Regions from separate parts of the Mus musculus genome. Here region 1 is linked to region 2. A link is a contact called in ENCODE POLR2A ChIA-PET data. All regions are on one chromosome and are shown on one strand. Each heading gives the region's core, a stretch centred on a gene start or an enhancer-like site at or near the end of the contact. The rest is flanking DNA. Distances are from core to core; before and after follow the strand shown. Region 1 holds the start of Nup62 (nucleoporin 62). Region 2 overlaps Tsks (testis-specific serine kinase substrate).

Evidence for each region. ChIA-PET counts read pairs that join two places held with the same protein, here RNA polymerase II (POLR2A).
Region 1: POLR2A ChIA-PET joins it to region 2 with 72 read pairs in embryonic stem cell. The contact joins the promoter of Nup62 here to the enhancer-like site in region 2. POLR2A ChIA-PET finds 5 or more read pairs at or near these places in 4 of 5 experiments (Patski and embryonic stem cell).

Annotation. Positions count from the first base shown.
Region 1 is chr7:44,814,533-44,818,031 of GRCm38, forward strand. Nup62 (nucleoporin 62) reads left to right here and starts at 1,556. Exons shown (of 2, transcript NM_053074.2): 1 at 1,556-1,951. Atf5 (activating transcription factor 5) reads right to left here and starts at 1,126. Exons shown (of 3, transcript NM_030693.2): 1 at 950-1,126; 2 at 457-750. The coding sequence starts at 634. Il4i1b (interleukin 4 induced 1B) reads left to right here and starts at 1,838. Exons shown (of 9, transcript NM_001171024.1): 1 at 1,838-1,951.
Region 2 is chr7:44,951,432-44,954,830 of GRCm38, forward strand. It overlaps Tsks (testis-specific serine kinase substrate), which reads left to right. Exons shown (of 11, transcript NM_011651.2): 5 at 405-515; 6 at 1,115-1,401; 7 at 2,316-2,510; 8 at 2,883-3,056. Among named protein-coding and RNA genes, the nearest start is that of Tsks, 9.9 kb to the left of the region's middle. Within about 2 kb of position 1,425, at least 1 of the 3 ENCODE cell types and tissues checked has a DNase peak (open chromatin) inside an H3K27ac peak, as active enhancers do.

The DNA of each region.
Region 1 (3,499 bases), core at 306-2,805, 140 kb before region 2:
CTTGCTATGCTGCCTAGGCTGGCCTGACCTCAAGAGGCTGAGAAGCCCCTTGAACAGGGGGAGCTGAGGGCATGTGCCACCAGGCGCAGTCTGGGACAACCATCTGTTACATAGTCAAAAGAGACTGTGCCCCAGGATCTCTGAGATGGAGCCCCCTTCCACCTTATCATGGCTCCTTCTCCCCATCCCTCAGCCCTCAGTTCAGATGTCATCTACTTAGAGGGGCTGACTTCTCAACTATGTCTTTCATCACTGTCCACTAAGCTTTGGTCTCCCACTTCTGTCTCCTGATGCACCCATGAGCTTAGGGATCCCTTGCTCGGAACCCTGCAGACCTAGAACAGTGTTGGGCACACTGCAGGCCCTCAGTACTGATCTTGTGAAGGAATAAATTCTTCCTTTTCTGTCCACCCCCACCCCCAGCTCAACCCACCTCTCTTCTTAACCTGTTCTTACCTGCCAGGGGCTCTCCCCCCCCTGGAAGCCCGCCCTCCAGGGCACCCCCAAGGACCTCATAGGGGCCCAGGGGGGCAGGGGCCAGGGGGAGTTTCCCATAGTCTACGAGCCAGCCCAGCCCGCTAGCTGGGAGCAGGGCCCTGTCCAGCTCCAGTCCCAGGGTCGCCAGGAGTGACATGGCTGTGACACAGGCACAGGGCAGCGACGGCAATGGAGGCTGCACCAACAATTGGGAGGCAGCGTGGAAGATTGTTCAGCTGGGTGAAGACAGGCACCAAGGCGAAGGTGGAGGACCTGTGAGGACAAGGGGACGTGGGTGGGATTGAGTCAAAGCGGCTTGACCCACAGGCTACACAGTTTCCTTCTTTCCGAAAATTTCAGCGCTCCACACATTCCCAGGGACATTATTGGAAACTCCCCTGCCCCATCTCCTCCCTCAACACAGAAACCTAGTGTTTTCCCAGGGGAATTACCTCTAGTCCCTCCTACCCACCTCATCTTATTCCTCTTCATAAAAATTTCAATCCCAAGGGAATTTCCTTCTAGCCGTGCCCCTTCCGCATCATTAGACTATACCCCCTTTAATCCACAGGGGTTCCCAGAATAATTCTGCATGCCTGGGCCCTTCATCAGTGTCACACACACAGATCCCGCTCTTCCCTTAAAAATTTTGGTGACTTCTAAAGATTCTACGGGAAGCTCCGCCCACCCTTCTGTCTGTCACAGTCAGTTCCCGTCCCCCACTAGCAAGTCCCTAGAGGCCCCGCCCCTGTAGTGCTAGTGCTAACTCTTTCTTAAAGGTGTTCCTAAAGCCTTTCCTGTCAGTTTAAGCCAGTCCCCGCCCCAGCAGGTGTCTGATTGGAGGGAAGTTGGGCCTGAGTCGGAGCCTCAAGCAAAACCCCACCCTTCCTCGCTGCTGGCTCGACTAGCGACGAGGCGCAAGCTCAGTCCCAGGACCCGATCCATTGTTACGCCACTACCCTCCTGGGGGACCAGTGCGCGTGTTTAGCCAATGACCGGCCGCCCGCCGTAGTTCAGGCCGGGGGTGGAGGGGTGGGGGGGTGGGGGAATAAGACAATGCGCATGCGCAACAGGTTGTGGGGTTGTCTCCTTGGAGGAAAAGGGGCAGAGGGTCTGTGAATTAGCGCGCAGGCGCAACGGCGCGCGAGCCGACCTTAAAAGCCCCCAAATTCTCCGGAAGCACGCCCTCCTCCTCCCCGCCCCTCGCAACTCGAGCCTAGTGCGCTTGCTCAGCGGATGCGCCGGCCGCCAGCTTCCCTCTTCTGCGCCTGCGCGACCGTGGTTCCTCACTTCGTCTCCCCCGCCCCCACCACGAGGCTGACCCGTGAAGCCCCGCGAGCTCTGAAAGGGCGGGAAAGGCAGTTGGCGAGGGAGGGGCGAGCGGTTACTCACTCCATGGCGGCGAAAAGGCGAGGAGGCAACGGCGGCGGCGGCCTCGGCTGAAGAGACGGTGTGAGCGGAGAGTGAAGGCGCGGTGAGCGCGGAGACGGGGGCGGGGGACACGACGGGGTCGCGGCTACAGAGCCATTGCGCGGGCGGAGGCGGCGTGGCGGGAGCGTTAAGGGAGACTGTGCTGAGAGGGTTGAAAATGAGGCGGCCCCGGGGCCTGGGGACAAATATACCGGGGGCGGCGCAGCGCGGGCTTGCCTGGATCCCTCCGCGCCCCGCCCTCGCGCGGCCCCGACGGGGCGGTGGCGACCCCGGGCCCGCCATGTCGCCCTGACCCTCCACTCTCTGCTTCAGGCTGGGGGCCCGGGCTCGGTCTCCTGAATCGGTCAGATCCGATGTGTCTTTCACACCCGAAACCAGCTCGTCTCGTTCTCTCTCCCTGCTTCACGAATTTGCCACCCGAGACCTCGTGGGTTAAGCCCATCGCCGAATGGCGCAAGCTAGCTTAGGCTTCATAGAGGAGTTCCAGGCAGCAACCGCGAGATAACGCTTCCCAAGTACTTGTAGAGCGCTGTATACGCGCACAGATATATCAGCTATGGAAAGTAGGCCACGAAGTCCTAACCACGAGACTCTTCAACATATTTTTGTTTGTTTTGTTTTAACATTTATTGTGGTGGTCAGAGGAGAGCTAGCAGGAGTTGGTTCTCTGACCATGTGAGTCCCAGGGACGGAACTCGGGTCAAACTATTTGGCAGCCTTTACCCACTGCTCAGTCATTGTATTTTCTTTTAGAAAAAAACCCTGACTTCACCTCTTTTACTCTCCCTACCCCAGATTCTTAGCCATATGATCGTTCTGTGTGTCCCACCTCCAAGGTTTCTGTTTCCAGCCATCCCTGCCGACCTCTAAGGTTTTGCCCTTGCTCTGACTTTCTTGCAGTCCTTGCTCTCTTGCTGACCCCACTAGATAATTATTTCTTGATCCTGTCCAAAATAGGACATTTATATTCCATTTAGTAAAAGAGTCCCTCTTGTCCTTCACCGGGGATGATGCGTGAACCCTGTTTTCTACCCCATGTTCATGTACATGGCTGGCATTCCATGTGAAAGTCAGTCAGTGTGTCATATTTGTAGCAGCTGAGAGACTGAATGGTTGGAGATAGAGCTCAAGAATGCTCGTCTGTTTTTAACACCAGAACCTTAGTCTCTGTCCAAGCACCACATGGATTGGGCTTGACTTGCCTGTATTCTCAGGATTTGGGAGATGGGAGAAAAGAAATCATGAGTTCAGGGTCATACTGACTGGCCTCAATGTGTTTTAAAAAGAAAAAGTCCAGAGGCCAGGCTTGATATCTCACCTACTTAGGAGGCTAAGACAGGAGTATTGAAAGTCAAGGTCAGGGCTGGAGCTGCTTTGAGATGGCTCTGGTGGTGATCTCTAAACTCAACCCTCCTGAGTTCCATCCTCAGGACCCACTTGGTAGAAGGACAAAAGCAACTCTAGACGGTTGTCCTCTGACCTCCACCACCTGTAGTGACAGGTCTACATACTGAGTAAGGGGAGGAAAAAAGCTCAAGGCTTGCCTTGACTAGAAAGTGAGTTCTTGGCTGTCTAGAGAACTTAACAAAGA
Region 2 (3,399 bases), core at 175-2,674:
CACAGGCAAAATACCCATTCATATAAGATTTTTTTTTTCAAGACAGGGTTTCTCTTTATAACCCTGGCTGTCCTGGAACTAACTCTGGAGACCAGGCTGGTCTCAAATTCATAAATCCGCCTGCGTCTGCCTCCCAAGTGCTGGGATTAAAGGCATGCGCGCCGCGGCCGCCGCCACCATCACCTCCCGGCTCATAAGACGTTTTCAAAAAAAAAAAAAATCTATTGAATTTTTAAATTTAAAACAAAAAGAGCACAGGAGAAGCGGGATGGTCAAAGGGGTACTGCAGTACGGGCTTGGTTAGGAAGGAAGCTTGGTTGGGAAGTGGGTGCGTCCTACATAGGGCAGGTGCGATGCAAAAAAAGAGGCTGAAGGTGGGGGGCAGAACCGGAATGGGAAGGCAGGGCCCCCGCCCTGATGTCCTGACCCAGGAGAACTGCCGCAAGGTGACCCGTTCAGTGGAAGACGCTGAAATCAAAACCAATGTCCTGAAGCAGAACTCTGCCTTGCTGGAGGTACGAGGGTGTGGAGGGTCCCAAACTAGTGAGAAGTTTGGGTGGAGTCTCGGGATGGAGGTTGGAGGAGCTATGGTGGACAAGGACAGGGGTGTAGAGGCTCCAGAGCCTTCAGTGAACTGAGGAGGGTTTGGGACCTGGCTGAAGGAGTTGGCTCTCAGGGGAAGGAGGGGCCCATCCCACGGGAGGAGCCAAAAGGGCTCGCTGGGTGGGACCAGGGTGGAGCCTGAGGAAGCTTAGTTATTCAAGGGTGTAGCCTGAAACGACTGGGTAGGCCGGGTCTAGTCTAGAATGAAGACTTGCTGCTAGCTCACTTTCCAACGGAACGCCGAGAAAGCTTGTCGCGGTCCCTAAGAGGCAGGGGCTGATTTTAGGCAGGCAGGGCAGGAGAAGGGAGTGATAGGTTGCCTGCCACTACAGAGTTTAGAGTAAATGTTATCTCCTCTCCTAAAGACAAGCAGGAGTTCAGTTACACTGCACGCGTACTTCCCAACTATCCTCTCTCTACACTACTTTGCAATCTCGGGGATCCATGGGGTGTAGTTAGCTGCAGGTGGTAAGGTGCCGAACACCTTGATTCGTTGCCCTCCCTTGCTCAGGAGAAGCTAAGATACCTCCAGCAGCAACTGCAGGATGAGACGCCCCGGAGACAGGAGGCCGAGTTGCAGGAGTTGGAGCAAAAACTGGAGGCTGGCCTCTCCCGACATGGTCTGAGCCCTGCCACTCCCATTCAGGGCTGCTCGGGTCCTCCTGGCAGCCCCGAGGAACCCCCGCGGCAGCGAGGCCTGTCCTCCAGTGGCTGGGGCATGGCAGTCCGCACAGGGGAGGGACCCTCGCTGAGCGAGCAGGAGTTGCAGAAGGTCTCCACCGGCCTGGAGGAGCTGAGGTGGGCGGGACTGAAGGAAATTGGTGGATCAGGCCGTAGGTGGAACAAAGGGCGGGAGCTAGGAGGAGCTTGGAGCCTGCGTGGGCGGGGTTTGTTTGCGGTTGGGTGGACCGGACAGAGTAAATCCTTGAGGGGTAGTGGTGGATGAGAATTGGAAGAGCTTGATGTGGGCGGGGCTTAGGGGAGCTAAACGTGTGAGCACAGAAGCAGAACCTAGATGAGGATTGGGTGATAGCATAGGTGGTACCGGGCTAACTTCGTACACTCAAAAAAGGAAAAGAGGTGGGGTGGGGGACGCAAAGTGGTGCATTCTTTTAATACCAGCACTGGGAGACAGAGGCTGAAGGATCTTTGTGAGTTCGATGCCAGCCTAGTCTACAAAGAGAATGCCAGCACAACCTGGACTACAATAAACAAGAATGTCTTTTTTGTTTGTTTTCGAGACAGGATTTATCTGTGCAGCCCTGGCTGTCCTGGAACTCACTCTGTAGATCAGGCTGGCCCTCAAACTCACAGAGGTCTGCCTGCCTCTGCCTCCCAAGTGCTAGGATTAAAGGTGTCACTCACCACCAACCGGCAACAGACCCTGTCTTAAAAACCAAAACAAGGCCAGGTGGGTCCCACTTGGGAGGCAGAGGCAGGTGAATTTCTGAGTTCGAGGTCAGCCTGGTCTACAGAGTGAGTTCCAGGACAGCCAAGGCTACACAGAGAAACCCTGTCTCAAAAAAAAAAAAAAAAAAAAAAAAAAAAAAAAAAAAAAGAAAGAAAGAAAGAAAGAAAAGAAAAGAAAAAAAAAAACCCAAAACAAAAAAAGTAAAGAAAAAAATGTTGGTGATCTATTTGGGGCGAGGTCGACGATAGCATGCATAGTCAACTCTTATACCCAACCCTTTCTTCCCTTCTGATCCTCGCAGGAGGGAGGTGTCCTCGCTGGCAGCCCGGTGGCATCAGGAGGAGGGGGCAGTGCAGGAGGCCCTGAGGTTGCTGGGAGGCCTTGGCGGCCGTCTGGATGGCTTCCTGGGCCAGTGGGAGCGGGCGCAGCGGGAACAGGCACAGTCCGCAAGGGGCTTGCAGGAGCTGCGAGGACGAGCAGATGAGTTGTGCACTATGTAAGGGCTCAGCAGGTGCTGAAGGGATGTGGGCTCCATGGGAAAGAAGTAATCGGAGGGTGGATCCTTGAGGGAAAAGGCTTGAGCAGTGGGCTAAGTGACCCAGTGAGAGGCTGGCAGTGTGGCTCAACCCCTGCTATGGGTTAAGGGCTTAGCTTTGAAGCTGAGTCCCTGCTTGAGATCCACCCGTAGGGAATGGGAGCTTGGCTCGGCATTTGCCTAGCAGAAGCTCTGGCTTCTATCCCCAGTGGAGTTAGACAGACCCATCCAAGCCAGGCCGTGCAGGTCTATAGTATTAAGAGGAGGACTTTCCGGTGCTGGGATAATACTGAATATTGCAAGTTATCCACATTGGTTGCTCTCCTGCCTCAGGGTGGAGAGGTCAGCAGTGTCTGTCGCCTCACTGAGGAGTGAACTGGAGGCACTGGGCCCAGTAAAACCCATTCTGGAGGAGCTGGGACGGCAACTTCAGAACTCCCGGAGGGGAGCTGACCATGTCTTGAACTTGGATCGGTCTGCCCAAGGCCCCTGTGCGCGCTGTGCCAGGTATGGGGAGGGGTAATGCCTACATTGCAGATCACATTTAGGACATGTGTGATCACACATTGTCATTGTGAGAGATGGATTCCCGTGGGATGCAGAATGAGAGCCCGGTTGCATTGTGGGAACAACTTTTCCACCCTTCCCACATGGTAAGAATTGGCTTCTTGTGGAGAGCAAAGATTAGATGCACTGGTATTTGAAACTTGGTGCATTTCCAGCACACTGTGGGAAGGCTGGGTTCTCTGCAACATAACACCAGGGGCACAGTTAGGAAAGTGTTTGTACTGGTCAGTCTAGCTGAATCAAGGAACTCCTGTCCAAAAAAAAAAAAGAGAGAGAGACTCTT